Regions from separate parts of the Homo sapiens genome. Here regions 2, 3, 4, 5 and 6 are each linked to region 1. Evidence: chromatin contacts called from ENCODE Hi-C or POLR2A ChIA-PET data. All regions are on one chromosome and are shown on one strand. The core of a region is the stretch at or near the end of the contact, and the rest is flanking DNA. Distances in the headings are between cores, read along the strand shown. Region 1 holds the start of DPP9 (dipeptidyl peptidase 9). Region 2 holds the start of DOHH (deoxyhypusine hydroxylase). Region 3 holds the start of DUS3L (dihydrouridine synthase 3 like). Region 4 has its middle 5.9 kb from the start of ZNF77. Region 5 holds the start of RFX2 (regulatory factor X2). Region 6 holds the start of CLPP (caseinolytic mitochondrial matrix peptidase proteolytic subunit).

Evidence for each region. A loop is a pair of places that touch in the nucleus more often than their neighbours do. ChIA-PET counts read pairs that join two places held with the same protein, here RNA polymerase II (POLR2A). Pooled maps may share reads with other maps.
Region 2: a loop to region 1 is called in a map with no recorded cell type, with 13 times the contacts of the local background. The contact joins the promoter of DOHH here to the promoter of DPP9 in region 1. A Hi-C loop is called at or near these places in 1 of 37 single-sample maps with no recorded cell type and 8 of 50 pooled maps. POLR2A ChIA-PET finds 5 or more read pairs at or near these places in 1 of 52 experiments (A549).
Region 3: a loop to region 1 is called in a map of CD8-positive, alpha-beta T cell, with 9 times the contacts of the local background. The contact joins the promoter of DUS3L here to the promoter of DPP9 in region 1. A Hi-C loop is called at or near these places in 1 of 168 maps with a recorded cell type or tissue (CD8-positive, alpha-beta T cell), 2 of 37 single-sample maps with no recorded cell type and 13 of 50 pooled maps.
Region 4: a loop to region 1 is called in a pooled map, with 12 times the contacts of the local background. The contact joins the enhancer-like site here to the promoter of DPP9 in region 1. A Hi-C loop is called at or near these places in 3 of 50 pooled maps.
Region 5: a loop to region 1 is called in a pooled map, with 11 times the contacts of the local background. The contact joins the promoter of RFX2 here to the promoter of DPP9 in region 1. A Hi-C loop is called at or near these places in 7 of 50 pooled maps. POLR2A ChIA-PET finds 5 or more read pairs at or near these places in 2 of 52 experiments (T-cell and naive thymus-derived CD8-positive, alpha-beta T cell).
Region 6: a loop to region 1 is called in a pooled map, with 13 times the contacts of the local background. The contact joins the promoter of CLPP here to the promoter of DPP9 in region 1. A Hi-C loop is called at or near these places in 1 of 168 maps with a recorded cell type or tissue (B cell), 1 of 37 single-sample maps with no recorded cell type and 8 of 50 pooled maps.

Annotation. Positions count from the first base shown.
Region 1 is chr19:4,722,489-4,725,260 of GRCh38, forward strand. DPP9 (dipeptidyl peptidase 9) reads right to left here and starts at 1,354. Exons shown (of 22, transcript NM_139159.5): 1 at 1,186-1,354; 2 at 11-63. TRG-TCC1-1 (tRNA-Gly (anticodon TCC) 1-1) reads left to right here and starts at 1,582; the gene lies at 1,582-1,653. It overlaps TRV-CAC3-1 (tRNA-Val (anticodon CAC) 3-1), which reads right to left and starts at 2,219; the gene lies at 2,147-2,219. LOC105372250 (a long non-coding RNA gene) reads left to right here and starts at 392. Exons shown (of 3, transcript XR_936274.2): 1 at 392-498; 2 at 2,132-2,221; 3 at 2,647-2,772. RefSeq lists silencers at 1,155-1,304, 1,535-1,624, 2,075-2,274.
Region 2 is chr19:3,499,162-3,501,949 of GRCh38, forward strand. DOHH (deoxyhypusine hydroxylase) reads right to left here and starts at 1,513. Exons shown (of 5, transcript NM_001145165.2): 1 at 1,400-1,513. It overlaps LOC105372245 (a long non-coding RNA gene), which reads left to right. Exons shown (of 4, transcript XR_936262.3): 4 at 774-1,890. RefSeq lists an enhancer at 1,515-1,624.
Region 3 is chr19:5,789,763-5,792,462 of GRCh38, forward strand. It overlaps DUS3L (dihydrouridine synthase 3 like), which reads right to left and starts at 1,401. Exons shown (of 13, transcript NM_020175.3): 1 at 1,282-1,401; 2 at 285-573. The coding sequence starts at 1,379. RefSeq lists an enhancer at 1,124-1,583.
Region 4 is chr19:2,949,438-2,952,247 of GRCh38, forward strand. No RefSeq gene overlaps it. Among named protein-coding and RNA genes, the nearest start is that of ZNF77, 5.9 kb to the left of the region's middle. RefSeq lists an enhancer at 1,138-1,207. Within about 2 kb of position 1,319, at least 32 of the 41 ENCODE cell types and tissues checked have a DNase peak (open chromatin) inside an H3K27ac peak, as active enhancers do.
Region 5 is chr19:6,109,188-6,111,887 of GRCh38, forward strand. It overlaps RFX2 (regulatory factor X2), which reads right to left and starts at 1,313. Exons shown (of 18, transcript NM_000635.4): 1 at 1,206-1,313. RefSeq lists an enhancer at 1-327 and a silencer at 1,175-1,634.
Region 6 is chr19:6,360,111-6,362,810 of GRCh38, forward strand. CLPP (caseinolytic mitochondrial matrix peptidase proteolytic subunit) reads left to right here and starts at 1,421. Exons shown (of 6, transcript NM_006012.4): 1 at 1,421-1,662; 2 at 1,759-1,830; 3 at 2,336-2,432. The coding sequence starts at 1,465. It also overlaps a transcript of ACER1 not described here. RefSeq lists a silencer at 1,668-1,897 and an enhancer at 2,096-2,700.

The sequences.
Region 1 (2,772 bases), core at 104-2,603:
CACAACTGACCTTCTAAAGGGTCCAGAGAGCCTCCATTCCAGCTGCAGGCGTGGGACACAGACCTTTATAGGATAAACATGTCATGAATGTGGCAGGTTAATGGAAGCACCGGCCAGCCGTTCAGCCTCCCCCACTCAGGAGCTGCAGACTGTCAGGCCCGATTCTACCTGGCTAGATTCTAGCTCTGCCTTGAAGCCCTGCAGCACTGTCTGCATGCCCTGGACAGAATCTGGGAGAGAAGCCATCCCACGGGCCCCGATTCCCCTGGGACCCAGCAGAGGAATGCAGGGATTGGTGCCTACGGTCCACACCCCCTGGGCTTTAGTCCCAGCTCCTCGAAAGCAGGTTGGTTCTTGCCTGGGAGGCAAGTGACTTCCTCCTGGGGCCCCTGGGGAAGACCAGGGGGTGGGGGCCAAGGGAATAGACCACTTTTGATGGCTCAGAGGCAGCGTGAACAGGGAAGTGTCAGGGCTGGCCTAAGGCTGTGTGGGAAGAAGGTAGGCGGTTGGACAGGCCTGAGAAGGGAGGCTGAGAGAAGGGGGCTGAACCCTGTGGGCTGGACCCTTGGAAGACAGCTATGCTAACCACTACACCACCAACGCCTCGGCAGGAAAAAGAGTCTCTGGATACCCTTAATAGAGGGATCAAGTAGGGTTGAGGATCAGGACTGGATTGGGGAGACCAAGCCTCGGGGCGAAGGTTGGAGGAAGTGGTAAAGGAGTGAGGACAGGATGCAGGTCGAGGGAGGTGGCCTCTGTGCATATACAGCATTTGCATGGGGAGAGGGAGGAGATCGGGACCTCCAGAGCCTGCACGAAAGGGGAGAGGGTGTCAAGGTCTGCAGCTACGAGGACGTTCTTGGGTGCGGCCACCTCCGGAAGGGGTCAGAGCCTGGTGGCCTGGGCAGCAACGGGATGGGTGGGGAAGCCCATCAGGGAAGGGGAGAAACTGGGAGGTGGCCTGGCCAGCGCAGGAATCGGGGAGGGAAAGAAGGTGGAGGAGGGCCTGGGGCGGAGAGGAAACGAGGCAGGGGGCCGGAGGGACCCACAGACGGGTGCATGGAGGCTCCGGGGTGCGGGGAGGCCAGGCGATGGCGAGGGCAGGGTCAGGGCCGAGGCGGGGCCGGTCAATGGCGGGTTCAGGGTCGCGGCCGGGGCGGGACGAGGCGCGCGGGCGCTGCTCACCGGGACGTGGGGCGGCGGCCGGACTGGGCAGGTCGTCCCGGGTCCAGCGGCGCCTCACGGTCGCGGCTCCATGCCCGGGACTGCGACCCCGGAAGTGGCGGGAGCGGGGGACGACAGCCGCGGCGGACACAGGGGACCCGCCGGCTCAGGCACCTTTGACCCGGAAGTTGAGCGACCCAGGCGGCGGCCTGGGATTGGACACCACCAGGCACGTACCAAGGCGTCCGCGGCGCTTGGGGGGGAGCCCGCGGCGCGGCGGCCTAAGGTGCGTAACGCCCCATGAACGACATCTTCCGGTGGGTTAGGGAGAGACACCCCCCTGTGACTTGGTATCACTCAGTCAAACCCATGATCCCCCACTATTAAGGATATCCGGAGAGGATGCTACCTATCAGGGCGTTGGTGGTATAGTGGTTAGCATAGCTGCCTTCCAAGCAGTTGACCCGGGTTCGATTCCCGGCCAACGCATGCGGTACCACTTTTGCGAGTTTGAAATTTTCATTTTAGTTTTGAGACGGAGTCTCGCTCGGTCCCCCAGGCTGGAGTGCAGTGGCGTGATCTCCGCTCACTGCAACCACCACCTCCCAGGTTCAAACGATTCTCCTGCCTCAGCCTCCCAAGTAGCTGTGATTACAAGCGCACGCCACCACGCCCATCTAATTTTTGTATTTTTAGTAGAGATGGGGTGGGGTGGGGCGGGGTGGGGCGGGGTGGGGGGGGGGGGGCGGTTCACCATTTTGGCCAGGCTGGTCTCGAACTCTGACTTCAGGTGATCCGCCCTCTTCGGCCTTTCAAAGTGCTGGGATTACAGGCGTGAGCCATCAATCACGGAAAATTTTTTTAAATCCCATAAAAATGTCTAAAAGGCAGGAGGAAGGCGGAAGAGAAAGAATGGGACTAGAATCGTTCTTTCGGTGAATTTCAAATAGTATTACTCTCCGGTTAGGAAAAACAGCTGACCTGTTTCCGCCCGGGATCGAACCGGGGACCTTTCGCGTGTGAGGCGAATGTGATAACCGCTACACTACGGAAACCGGTAGGCGTCAGGGTTCTTTAAATTCTCCTATAGAGATAATGTTGCAGTGATAGTTGCGTTGTCCCACCAAAGAAACACTGGCTACAGTCAGCTAAAGCAATATCCGCTCTTCCTGAATATCTGTTATTGTATTTGATACAGTAGAGACCGAAAGAAGGAAAATAAGGAAGACAAAAAGAAATCCAATAAACACCCTTTCCAACACACCCACCCACCCACACACATGTTTATCACTTTATCATAAATCCACCTTCCATTAAAACAATGCACGTCAAACGGCCCACAAACCCATCCGGGGTCAAATGAAGCTTTTCATCTCATAGATATCAATCTATACTTGATATCACATTAGTTTCTGCAGATATTCACCATTTTGCTTTAGATCAAACTACTTTTTTGTGTGTTTTGTTTTTTGTATTTTTTAGAGAGAGTCTCGTTCTGTCGCCTAGGCTCGAGTGCAGTGGTACGATCATCCCTCCCTGCAGCCTCCACCTCCTGGGCTCAAGCGATCCTCCCACCTCAGCCTCCTGGGTAGCTTGGACCACAGGTGT
Region 2 (2,788 bases), core at 263-2,762, 1.2 Mb before region 1:
ACCCTCAGTTTGGTCCAGGAACACCCGTGCTCATCCTCTTGCTTTCCTGGGTCTCCAACATCACTTCCTCATGGAAGCCTTCCCTGATCACAATGGACAATGTTACTCTTCCATCTCTTTTCACTTATTCAGCTTTATTTTTCTCCACGGCGCCTAAGACTCCTAGATATCATATTGGAAAGTATTGGTTTAGTTGCTTGTGATTGGTCTTATCCCTCATTAGAATAGAACTCTGAAGGCTGGGACTGAGTCTATCTTGGTCACTGTTGTATTCCCAGCACTTAGTGCAATGACCTGCACGCAGTAGGGCCTCAATAAAAACAATAACCGGCTGGGCGCGGTGGCTCACGCCTGTAATCCCAGCGCTTTGGGAGGCCGAGGTGGACAGACCATCTGAGTTCAGGAGTTCGAGACCAGCTGACCAACATGGTGAAACCCCATCTCTACTAAAAATACAAAAATTAGCTGGGCGTGGTGGTGGGCGCCTGTAATCCCAGCTACTCGGGAGGCTGAGGTAGGAGAATCGCCTGAACTCGAGAGGCGGAGGTTGCAGTGAGCCGAGATCGTGCCATTGCATTCCAGACTGAGCTACAAAGCAAGACCCTGTCTCAAAATAAATAAATAAAATAAAAACGACAACCGTGACAATAGCAGCTGACACTTATGTAGCATTTGCTACGCGCCAGGCACTCCATGCTCTTTACATTCATTAATTCATTCGATCTACATCACTACCCTGTGAGGTAGTTACTAAGATTGTCCCCATTTTACAGGTGAGGAAACTGAGGCACAGTTTGGGACTGTGCTTGGGAACTTGCTTGGGAGCAGCGTGAAGAGTTAGGAATCCAGGAAGTCTGGCTCCAGAGTCGGGCTCTAAACCACCAACGCTTTGTTGAATGACTTAGGATAAAAGAACACAGCCAAGGGGAGAAGGGACCCCTCTCTTTCCAGATCGGCTGAGAACCTGGCGGATGCTTCATCTCAAGACAGGCTGGCTATGGCATGCTGGCAGCCCTCTCTGGTGAACAGTGGCGTCAGCAAGGCTGCCTGGGCTTGACGAGGGCAGTGTAGCCACCTAAGCACAGGTGACCATCAAAGGAGAGTGACACCTTTAAAGAGGGGTCATCAGAAACCAGAGGGCAGGCCTGTGCGAGCTGGCAGGGCACTGGGGACCATTGAGACCCAACCGTACGACATAGGAGCTTCAGGACGTGAGGTGGGCACTCTTTCATGTAAAAAATCCCAGAGGAAAGAGATCGCCGGGACTCGAGACCCCTTAACCCGCCCCATCCACAGTCAACGAATCCCTGAGACCGGATTCCCTAACGAGGCGCTCCCGGTGCCACCGCCCGCCAGACCCGGGCCCCACACCGTGATCGCCGCCTCCGGGACGCCTCACCGAGCTCTGGAGACTCAGGACCCGTCGGCCCGGCCAGTAACCGCAGGCGCCTCTGCCACCACCGCTTCACCTGCCGCGACGCCCGCAGTGCGGTCTGGGGGCCGCCATTTTCTCGCCCACGTGACCGTGCCGGACGGCACCAACGCAGCCGCGGGTGAGACCTAGTGAGAGGCTCCGTGCATGAGGGAGGCCCGGAAGGCTGAGTCGGTGCTGGTGCCACAGCTCATGCAAACGCAGGAACAGTATTCCTAGTGCGTTCTTCGGGGAAGGGGACGGGCAACGTATGCCCTTTCATGGGAAAAAATTCTCTCCAACCTCCCCACTGCGGTACAAGAAGTGAGACTGGTTTGTGCCGATTCAGCGCCCTGCCTGGGCTGGCTAGCAACGGAGCATGCGCAGTGTTTCTAGGCGTGGTCAGACTCCAGAGGTGTTGGCCAATGGGCTCAGGGAGCTCGAACCTTAAGTAGGTGAGGAATAAAAAAAGGAAGAAATGCAGTCGTTCATTCATTCATGTATGTAATAAATAGTACATGGCCTTGAGGACAAGAGAGCCTTCAGCCCTTACCCTCGTACGCCTCCCAGTGTTGTTATAGAGACAGAAAATAACACGATAAGTAAATGCAATACCTATTAGATGGTGAAAAAGGCTAACGAGAAAAAATTCGGTAGCCAAGGGCGGTGTATGTATAGGGTGTGCAGTTTCAGGAAGGGTGGCCAGAATCTGAGGTGGTGACATCTGAAGAAAGACCTGAAAGAGGCCGGGTACGGTGGCTCACACCGGTAATCCCAACACTTTGGGAGGCCGAGGTGGGTGTTATCACTTGAGGTCAGGAGTTCGAGACCAGCCTGGCCAACATGGTGAAACCCCCATCTCTACTAAAAATACAAAAAGGCTTCAGCTTCCCGAGTAGCTGGGATTACAGGCATGCAACACCACACCAGCTAACTTTTTGTATTTTTAGTAGAGACAGGGTTTCACTATGTTGGCCAGGCTGGTCTCAAACTCCTGACCTCAGGTGATCCACCTGCCTTGGCCTCCCAAAGTGCTGGGATTACAGGCGTGAGCTACTGTGCCCTGCTTGCAATCTCTTATTTTTAAAATGTGGGTGACTGCCAGGAGTGGTGGCTCATACCTGTAATCCTGGCACTTTGGGAGGCTGTGGGGTGAGAGGATGATCGATTGAGCCCAAGATTCCAAGACCAGCCTGGGCAATGTGGTAAGCCCCCGTCTCAACAGAAAAAAAATTTTTTTTAATTTGGCTGGGCGCAGTGGCTCAGCCTGTAATCCCAGCTACTTGGGTGGCTGAGGCAGGAGAATCGCTTGAGCCTGGGAGACACAGGTTACAGTGAGTTGAGATCCTGTCACTGCACTCCAGCCTGGGCAACAGA
Region 3 (2,700 bases), core at 151-2,650, 1.1 Mb after region 1:
CGGGGCAGCCCAGCAGCCAGGGTTCAAACTCTAGATCACCCCTCCTGGCTCTTGTGTCCCTGAGCAAGTCAGGCACCTCACCGTGCCTCTGCATCTCCATTTATACAATGAGAACAATGACAAGCCCTACAATGTATCCCGAGGAGAATGAAGACGGAATGGCATCAGAGCAAGCTCACTGCTCGTTGCTGAAGGCCCAGGAGCTTTCTAACAATTACCCGCTGCCAGGAAACACACCCTGCTCCTGCCTGCCCCGGCAGGAATGCTCACGTGGCCGCACTTGCCTGGATTAGGGAGGGACACAGCCTGTTCTTGTCGTAGTTCGTGGGCTTCACATGGGGCCGGCCCTTGTTTTGTCCCCGGGCCCTCTTCTGAGTCTGTAGCTGCTCCCCGGGCTCTGCTGCCTCCTCCGTCTGCCCGTCCGCCGTCTGTCCATCCTCCAGTCGGATCCGCTTAGCCTCAGGCTCAGCCAGCTCATTGCCAGCAGGGTCTCCTACCTCGGTTTCCCGGCAAGTCTTCTCCTGCCCTTTGGCTTCCAGGAATTGGTGAAACTGCTCCTTGGTGGTGAGGTATCTGCCGACAGAAAGGGAAAGGAAAACCCTCCGAACATAGTCAATAAACACTGGGGAAAGGAGGCTAGAAACACTTGCACGTCCTTAAATCCTTCTGCTGATGGGGAGCTCACTACTTAAGAACCAGCCAGCTCCCAGCCTGGGAGCCCCTCACGGCCTCAAAAAAGACCTATTTTGTCCCTGGGTCCTCACTGTCCAAAGTGTTGCGCGAAACTATTATCAGGTTCAGTCAAGAACGTCCCTGCGCACGTTAGGCTGCGAAAAACTACAATTCCCAGCATGCCTTGAAGCGGAGTCTAAGCCACCACATTTCCCAGCACGCCTTTCGGCCCTTCAAACACCGCAGGCCCCAGCACGCCCCGCGGCACTCGCTTCAACCCCAAGACCCGCCAGTAACGGCCGCTGGCAGAGCACATGCGCCGTACGTCCATATGCAGGGACTACAATCCCCAGTATGCAGCGCGGGCCTGGCCTCAAATCCCACCTGCCCTAGCATGCACGTGGTGTCCTTCGCGCATGTGACAGGCCCCAACGTGCACGATCTCAGGTACCTCCGCTGACCACCCTGCAGGCGGAAGAACGGCCCGGAATGAAGAGCCGGTGGCTTCTCGCCCTCAGCCGCTGCCTAATCTCCCGGCATGCACAGCTCGGACCGCGCTATGGGTGCCGGAAAAGGCCCTTCAGCTTCCCTCCTGCCCCGGCGACTCACTGACGCTTAATGGGCGCCACTCCTCGTTCCAAAGCTCCGGCTCCCGAGTCGCCACCACCACCATTCTCTAGAGGAGCCTCCGCCGTTCCCTCCGCCATCGGCGCCCCTCACATCCGCTCTGGAGTGTGGCGGGAAGACCTTCCGGGTCACGCGTGTCTTCCCTGATTGTGCTGGGGAAGTGCGCATGCTCATGTCGTTCCAATGACGCCATTGCTCGCTCGTGACGCCACGGGGGCGGTGCCTGCACATGGGTGGAGCCTCAGGTCCTATATAAACTAGAGCCTGGCCAATTGCGAACTGGACTGCAATCAGCTTCTGGACTGAGGAAATTTAACTGTTAGGGTGTTTTGGAGGTTTTTGTCTTTGTTGTTCTGTTGAAACGGTTTCGTTCTGTCGCCCAGGCTGGAGTGCAGCGGTACGATCACGACTCACCGCAGCCTCGTCCTGGGCTCAAGCTATCCTCCCACCTCAGCCTCCCAAGTAGCTGCGTCTACAGACATGCACCAATAGGCCTGGATAATTTTTAAATTTTTTGTAGAGACGAGGTCTTGCCAGGTTGCCCAGGCTGATCTTGAACTCTTGGGCTCAAGCGATTCTCCCACTTTGGCCTCCCAAGCATTGGGATTACAGGCGTGAGCCATGGTTCCCGGCCCCTGCTAGGGTTTTTAAAAATGTAAATTAGGGGTCGGGAGCGGTGGCTCACGCCTGTAATCCCAGCACTTTGGGAAGCCGAAGCGGGCGGATCACTTGAGGTCAGCAGTTTGAGACCAGCCTGGCCAACATGGTGAAACCCCGTCTCCACTAAAAATATAAAAAATTAGCTGGGCGTTGTGGCACATACCTGTAATCCCAGCTACTTGGGAGGCTGAGGCAGGAGAATCGCTTGAACCCGGGAGGTGGAGGTTGCAGTGAGCTGAGATCACGCCATTGCACTCCAGCCTGAGGGACAGAGCGAGACTGTCTCTAAATAAATAAATAAATAAGGCCGGGTGTGGTGGCTCACGCCTGTAATCCCAGCACTTTGGGAGGCCGAGGTGGGCACGTCAGGAGTTCGAGACCAGCCTGGCCAACATGGCGAAACCCCGTCTCTACTAAAAATACAAAAATTAGCCAGGCATGGTGATGGGCGCCTGTAATCCCAGCTACTCAGGAGGCTGACGCAGGAGAATCGCTTGAACCTGGGAGGCGGAGGTTACGGTGAGCCGAGATCGGCCGTTTCACTCCAGCCTGGGCGACAGAGCAAGACTCCATCTCAAAAAAAAAAAAAAAAAGTAAATTACACTACTTTTATGCAGGACATTAGTTTCAACAAATAATTAGTTGAGCATCTGTATGCCAGATGCTGTGCTAGATGCTGGGGGCGTGGTAGTAAACAAAACGGAGAAATCATTACCTTTAAGAGCTAACTTGGGAGTCGGA
Region 4 (2,810 bases), core at 69-2,568, 1.8 Mb before region 1:
ACCAAGTCTGCAGACATTGTCCAGTGTCCCCTGGGCGTAAAATTTCTCCTCCCCTCTTTGATAATCACTGCTTTAGACTCTATTTGGTCTTAGAGTCTTTTCTCTGAAGTCCATCATTTTATCCGCCGTAACCCTGCTGTCTTCACTTAAGGGGTCCAAGACGTTTACAGGAGGGTGATAATGGTGATGATGAGCTGCCAATAATAATCCACACACAGCACTATTTGACAAATGCAGGTAATGTTATGTATTTTACAGACCTGGAAACTGAGGCACTTAGGGGCTTGGCAACTTGCCTAATATCACCCGAGAGCTGATTAAGGCTTGGGGCCAGGACTGGGACCCCAGGATGAAGCCCAGCTGAGCAGAAAACCTCTGTGCACAGGATGCAGCAATCAAGATAATAAAAATCAACTCCGACTGAGAAAGTATCTGCCTACACATTCATCAGGCTGGGAGGACAGACCCAGATGGTATCAGTTGGAAAATTAACAGAAAACAGTATTTTTGCCAAGGACACCTTTTTCTGAGCCATCAATGTCTTCTAGCTCGCTAAATGCCTTCCTTGCCCATTACAATCATACACAGTGATTGACATTTTATCAGTAAGAATAAACTTCCCTTTTCCGGCCGGAGGGTCTGATTTTCTTGGACACAGAGAATCCGTCTCCATTTCCAACCCAGGTGCAGGGCTCTGATAAGCGGTTTCCGGACATAACAATCTACAGCGGTCTTATCTTGTGGTTCCCAAGGAAACAGGTCCCGGCTGCACTTCGCAGCCCAGACCCGAGGGTGACCCCTTTACAAGCTTGCTCTTTGCCAAATGGAAACCACGCAGTATTTACATTTCACCTAAACCCCACCCTTCCCTCCAAATCCGATGGGTTACTCAGGCCTAGGATCCTCAGGCCTAGGGGGTCAAAACGCCCCGCGTCCCCAACCAAGACCCCTGAAGTCTAGCGGGGTTCCACTGGCCTCCGGAGCCTCCTCCCTGGGGCGCGGTGCCAGGACTTCGCCATTAAACGAGCCCGCCCCCTGCACTTTGAACTCTGCCCCCATCCTTTGACCCAAACCCCCCTACGCCCCGGCATCGGAGTCCCCTTGCTTGGCCTCTGCCACGAAGATACGGGGCCAGGTCCAGCAGTACAAGGAGGAGAAACCGCTCTCACGGGAGGCGCTGCGGCCACTGAGGGAGACGGCCGCCGCGGGTCACAGACGGATGCTTCCGTTTCCGGTTCCGGGGCGGCTGGGAGCTGAAAAGTGGGCTAGTAATGAGCTTGGGATTGGTGGAGCCTCAAAGATAGGCGGGACGACCTACGTCGTCCAATCGCTGAGCAGGAAAAGCTAGTTTCCGCCGTCTGGGAGATAATTGGCATTGTTGGCAGATCCGCCCCTCGAGGGCAAGTCTCGGGACAGAATCGCGCTGTGGGCGTGGCTTGTACTGGATCCTCCCCGGGGCGTGGCTAAAACAAGACCGAGGTCCCGGGACGAGGTTGGGGGCGTGGTCTTTCGCGCAATCCTCCAACGCCCAATTACCCTGATAAACAATAAACGCTAAAATAAGTAATAAATGCTCATTTCCTCCAGCCAACACATTCCTCGTGATAACATACTCCTGCACAAAGATATTCCCATTGTTGGGATTTTTCTTCCTTGAATGTCTGTTATTTCTTCCAGAAATAAGGTCATTTTTATGCATTTACATGTGGCTTTTCTTATTAATGAGTGCGTTGTGATGTTCCCTTCTGGCCACTAGATGGCCACGTAGCTCACATTTTCAAATTCGCGGATATTTTGTTTTAGTTGCTTTAGACATAGGTGTCCAATCTTTTGGCTTCACTGGGACACATTGGAATAATTGTCTTGGGCCACACATAAAATACAGGAACACTAACTATAGCTGATGAGCTAAAACAAGACAAAAATTGCAAAATAATCTCATAATGTTTTTTTTTTCTTTTTTTTTTTTTTTTTTTGAGACGGAGTCTCGCTCTGTCGCCCAGGCTGGAGTGCAGTGGCGCGATCTCGGCTCACTGCAAGCTCCGCCTCCCGGGTTCAAGCCATTCTCCTGCCTCAGCCTCCCGAGTAGCTGGGATTACAGGCGCCCGCCACCAAGCCCGGCTAATTTTTTGTATTTTTAGTAGAGACGGGGTTTCACCGTGTTAGCCAGGATGGTCTCGATCTCCTGACCTCGTGATCCGACTGCCTCGGCCTCCCAAGTGCTGGGATTACAGGCGTAAGCCACCACTCCCAGCCAATAATCTCATAATGTTTTAAGAAAGTTTACGAATTTGTGTTGGGTGCATTCAAAGCCATCCTGGGCTTCATCCGGCCTGCAGGCCCTGAGTTGGAGAACTTAGCTTTAGAGTTTAGACACAGGAAAAATGCAGGGGTCTTTGCCTTCCATTGTGAGGCATCATAACTAAGATTAGGAGGCCATCCTGACTTGTCCCCTTGTGTGACACCCAGCGGGCTCCGCATCCCTTGCATTCCCATGCCTGAGCACCTATCTCTTTTACAAGGTAAGCAGTCCTGAAGGATACCAGCAGACCGCCAGATGGGTTACAAATTCCTCATATCCGGTACTGCCAGCGAAAGAGAACAAAAGTCCCTTATTCCTGAATCGGCTTCATCAGCTTCCCCAATCTCCAGCCAATCAACACCAAAAAGCCCAAGAAGCTATTAGCTACAAATTCCTGCCTAAGGCCGGGTGTGGTGGCTCACACCTGTAATCCCAGCACTTTGGGAGGCTGAGGCGGGTGGATCCATCTAAGGTCGGAAGTTCAAGACCAGCCTGACCAACACGGTGA
Region 5 (2,700 bases), core at 63-2,562, 1.4 Mb after region 1:
CACTCGCGTTGGTGAAACTTTTCTCCCTTCCAGATCAGTCCTAAGAGGAGAGCTGCGGACGTGCGGAGGGGCATCTTGGGGGCACGTGGAAAGACTGGCGGACGCACGAACCCCTATACTCAGGAATATGGGGTCACAGGGAGAAGGGGAGGGGGTGTCCGAGGCGACCTGAACGCGAGGATTTGGGGCAAAAAGGTGAGAAACAGTTCCCGGGGAAGCTCGCTCGGGGAGTTTGGGATGAAAAGGTGAGAAGGGCAAGAGGGGTTCTCCCCAGGGCAGACGCACCAGCTTTTAGTTAAGGAATGAGAAAAAGGTTCCAGGGGTGCCCCCAAATTCAGTATGTCTGGGAGTCCATTAAAAAGGGGGTCCCCGGGACAAGTCAGATCTAGGAATTTGGGGTAAAAATGAGAAGGGAGTCTTCGAGGTCCCCCCGATGCAAGAAGTTTGCGACTAAGAGTGACAGAAGGGCTCTGGGGTCACCCCAATTTCGGAGGTTTGGGGAGTAAAGTAAGAAGAGGGCCCCAGGTGGCCCCAATTCAGGGAGTTTGAGGGTATGAGTAAAAGAGGGGTCCCCGGGTGTCCCCATCTCAGAGATCTGGGGAGTAAAAGTGAGGAGAGGGTCCCCAAGCGCCCCCAATTCAGAGAATTCGAGGGTTTGAGTAAAAGAAGGGTCCCTGGGTGCCCCCAACTCAGAGATCTGGGGAGTAAACGTGAGAAGAGGGTCCCCTGGCGCCCCCAATTCAGAAAATTCGAGGGTATGAGTAAAAGAGGGGTCCTTGGGTGCCCCCAACTCAGAGATCTAGGGGGTTAAGGTGAGAAGAGGGTCCCCAAGCGCCCCCAATTCAGGGAGTTTGAGGAGTTTGAGAGACGTTCCCGGGGCGCCCCCAACTCAGCGAGTTTGAAGGTAAGCGTGAGAAAGGGGTCCCCGGACGCCCCAACCTCAGGAAGTTTTGTAAAAAGTGAGGCGACGGCACCGCACCTCCCCCGCGTTCAGTCAATAAGGAAAGTGGGGACGTCGCCAGGGTCCCCCCAAACTCCGCCGCGCGCGCGGACGGGGTGGCGGAGGCGGGTCCCGCGGGCGCACCACCCGGACGTTTGGGGTGAGCGGCGGGGACGTGCTGCCCGCCCCCCGGCCCCCGAACGGGGTCCCCGCCGCCCCCCACACTCCCCGGCCGGGCTGGGCCCGGGGCGGTCGCATCGGTCACCTGGAGTTCGGGCCGGGAGTTCGGGCAGCGGCTCCCGCGGCGGCGGCAGCGGCTGCTGCGTGTTGGTCCCCGTTGGTAAGTAACAGTCTCCACGGCTACAGTCTCTATGGCGGCGGCGGTGGCGGCGGCGGCCGCTCCTCCTCCGGCTCCCGCCGCCAGCCAGCCTCGCGCAGCCCGCCCGCCCGACGGGGCGGGGCGTTGTTACCGGCAACGGTTACCAGGCTCCGCGCCCCACCTTCCTAACGGCCCGCCCACGCTCGCCTCCAACGGGCCCCCAAGAGGGCGGGGCGCGAGACCCTACGGCGTTCCATTGGCTGTCTGCAGAGTCTGTCGGAAGGAGGAGGCGTTCCCCCTTGAAAAAGAGTGCGAGACTCGGCCAATGGCCGCGAAGAGGGGCGGGTCTTGGCGGGAGGCGCGCGCGGCTCAGAGGGTTGGCGAACCGGTCGCGCGCGCGGCGCCGTGGGTTGGTGGCGCGTTTTGGGAAAGTCCAGTTTTAGGGGACCCAAGGGACTCCGTTTACCCCACAGGAGGAGTGTGGGACATGTGGGAACAGTCTGATCAGGGGTCAGCAAACTCTCGCTCGCCGCCTGTTTTTCACGGACCCCCAGCTGAAAATTTAAATATATATATATTTTTTACATGGTTAAAAGAAACTATCGGCCGGGCGCGGTGGCTCACGCCTGTAATCCCAGCACTTTGGGAGGCTAAGGCGGGTGGATCACGGAGTCAGGAGATCGAGACCATCCTGACTAACACGGTGAAACCCCGTCTCTACTAAAAATACAAAAAATTAGCCGGGCGTGGTGGCAGGCGCCTGTAGTCCCAGCTACTTGGGAGGCTGAGGCAGGAGAATGGTGCGAACCTGGGAGGCGGAGCTTGCAGTGAGCCGAGATCGCACCACTGCACTCCAGCCTGGGCGACAGAGCGAGACTCCGTCTCAAAAAAAAAAAAAAGAAAGAAAGAAAAAAAAAGAAACTATCAAAAGGAGCTTTTGTGGGGTGTGAACCTGATAGGAGACTCTCTTTTATTGTATTGGGCCCAGTATTTTGAACTAGTTTAAAGATTGGCAAACTGCGGCCTGCGGGTCAAATTCTGCCTGCTTGGGTTTGTAAATAAAGCTTTATTGGAACATAGCCACGCCCATTTCCTTGAACAGCTTGGAAGGCTGCTTTGACACTACAGGGGCGGAGTGGAGTAGTTGCGCAAAGACGGCATGTCCCACGCGAAGCCTAAGATATTTACTATACGGTCCTTTACAGAAAATGTTTGCCAAACTCACCAGCCCTCCTCTCAAGCTGGTAGATTCAGCTACGAGTAGGACAGAAACAGACAGATCCTCATAGAACTTTTATTCTAGTGAGGGAACATTGACAGCAAACAGAATAAAGAGGTAAACATATAGTTATTCGAGACAAGGGGCTGGAAGAATAGGAGAAAACAACTTGTACTGAGAAAAGGCAGGAGATTAGGCTTCAGCCCCACTCATTCATTCAAC
Region 6 (2,700 bases), core at 171-2,670, 1.6 Mb after region 1:
CTTTCCCCAGCTAACAAACTCCTACTTATCCTGCAAAGCCCAATTCCAATACCTGCTTCTCCTAGGAATGCTTTCCGGTCTGATCTCCAGGAAGAATCCACAACACCCTTCTCTGGGCTCCCACAATCTACTCCACAGGTGGCCAAAAAATGAATGAGGAGGTCTCAGTAGAAGTCGGCCACACCAGGCTGGAAGCTCTTCAAGGCCAAGACCCAGGCTAAGTCCTCTCTGGGACCCCTCTTCCAAGATGAGCTGTGGGAACACTGCAGCTTTTTTTTTTTTTTTTGAGACGGTGTCTGGCTCTGTCGCCCAGGCTGGAGTGCAGAGGCGCCATCTCAGCTCACTGCAAGCTCCACCTCCCAGGTTCACACCATTTTCCTGCCTCAGTCTCCTGAGTAGCTGGGACTACAGGTGCCCGTCACCTCGCCCGGCTAATTTTTTGTATTTTTAGTAGAGACGCGGTTTCACCGTGTTAGCCAGGATGGTTTCGATCTCCTGACCTCGTGATCCGCCCACCTCAGCCTCCCAAAGTGCTAAGATTACAGGCGTGAGCCACTGTGCCCGGCCCTGCAGCTATTTTTAAAATAAGGAATAAGTGGGGTGTGGTGGCTCATGCCTGTAGTCCCAGCACTTTGGGAGGCAAAGGTGGGAGGATCACTTGAGGCCAGGAGTTTGAGACCAGCCTGGGCGACATAGTAAGACCCCATCTCTAATACATATATATATATATTTGCCAGATGTGGTAGCACACAACTGTAGTCCCAGCTACTCTGGAGAGCAAGGTGGGAGGGAGGGTTGCTTGGGCCCAGAAATTTGAGGCCACATTGAGCTAGGATGGCGCCACTGCACTCCAGCCTGGGCCACAGAGTGAGATTCTGTCTCAAAAAAATAAAAATAAATAAAGCAGAAACAGTAGAAAACGAAGACGAGGCCGGGCGCGGTGGCTCACGCCTGTAATCCCAGTACTTTGGGAGGCCGAGGTGGGAAGATCACGAGGTCAGGAGTTCAAGACCAGCCTGGCCAAGGTGAAACCCATCTCTACTAAAAATAACAAAATTAACCGGGTGCAGTGGTGTGCATCTGTAATCCCAGCTACTGGGGCAGCTGAGCCAGGAGAATGGCTTGAACCCAGAAGGCAGAGGTTGCAGTGACCCAACATCGTGCCACCGCACTCCAGCCTGGGTGACAGAGCAAGACTCCGTCTCAAAAAAAAAAAAAAAAGAAGACGAATTGGTCGGTAAGGGGACTCGAACTGGAGACTCTAAAACTTCTCCAGCCCTGCCCACTCAATTTACTTCATTGGCTCCTCCCTTTCAGGCTCCGTCCCTATCCCCGCCTCACCCTTAATGGCGCCCGCCCAGACTCCTGGAAGTGAGCGGCCTAGCGAGCGAGCTCCCAGGCGCAAAGCACGCCGGAAGCTGTAGTTCCGCCATCGGACGGAAGCCGACCGGGGCGTGCGGAGGGATGTGGCCCGGAATATTGGTAGGGGGGGCCCGGGTGGCGTCATGCAGGTACCCCGCGCTGGGGCCTCGCCTCGCCGCTCACTTTCCAGCGCAGCGGCCGCCGCAGCGGACACTCCAGAACGGCCTGGCCCTGCAGCGGTGCCTGCACGCGACGGCGACCCGGGCTCTCCCGCTCATTCCCATCGTGGTGGAGCAGACGGTACGGCGGCCGGGCGGGGACACGGTTCGGGGGCTCCGGGCTGGGTGGGGATCGGCTGGCTGCCCCGGCCCCTCACCTCCATCTTTCTACCCCCAGGGTCGCGGCGAGCGCGCCTATGACATCTACTCGCGGCTGCTGCGGGAGCGCATCGTGTGCGTCATGGGCCCGGTGAGCGCCCCGCGCCGGGACCCTCCCCAGGACTCTCCCAAGCGCCTGCCGACACTCCCTGCGCCCCTCCTTCCCTGGCCCCAGACTTTCCCTCAGGCTCCGCTCCCCTTCTAACCCCCTTCCCTCCCCTTCTGACTCCCCTCCTGGCTCCCGGTCCCCCAACCCGCTCCTCACCCCTTCTCTGCTCCTCGGCTCTTAATCTCCGACTTCCTTCCTGACACCTGGCACCGCTCCCCTCATTCCTACGCTCAAGACTCTCCCCAGCCATTCTCACCCCTTCCTTTCCTGTGTCCCTAGCCCCCTGACTCCCCCCTTCCTGTGCTCCAAACCCCCTGGGTCCTCTCCACTACTCTCTCCCCATCCCCTTCTGGGGCCTAAATTCTTCCCCATCCCTTTTACTTTGGGCTCTGGTCCCCCTTCCTGGTTCCCTGACCCATCCCCAGCCTCCCTTAAAACTCTCTCCCCACCCCGAATCTGGGGACACCCCTGCCCTCTCCACCTGCAGATCGATGACAGCGTTGCCAGCCTTGTTATCGCACAGCTCCTCTTCCTGCAATCCGAGAGCAACAAGAAGCCCATCCACATGTACATCAACAGCCCTGGTGAGCAGGGTCTTTCCTGGGTGCCAGGGGCACTCGTCAGGGCACACGGGTGACTCAGGGGACCAGAATCCCGGGTCAGGGATGTTCTCTCTCTGGGAAAGGGTGCAGAGCGTCAGAGTTCCAGAAGTGGCTTTAAACCACCAAAAGGTGCCTGTTGCTGGCTTTTGAGCCTCGGTTCACAAGTCAGGATGTGGCCTCTTTGATCCTGCACATACTGTTCTGCCAACCTGACCCGGCTGACATTTAAAAATTGGTAGATTTTAGGCCG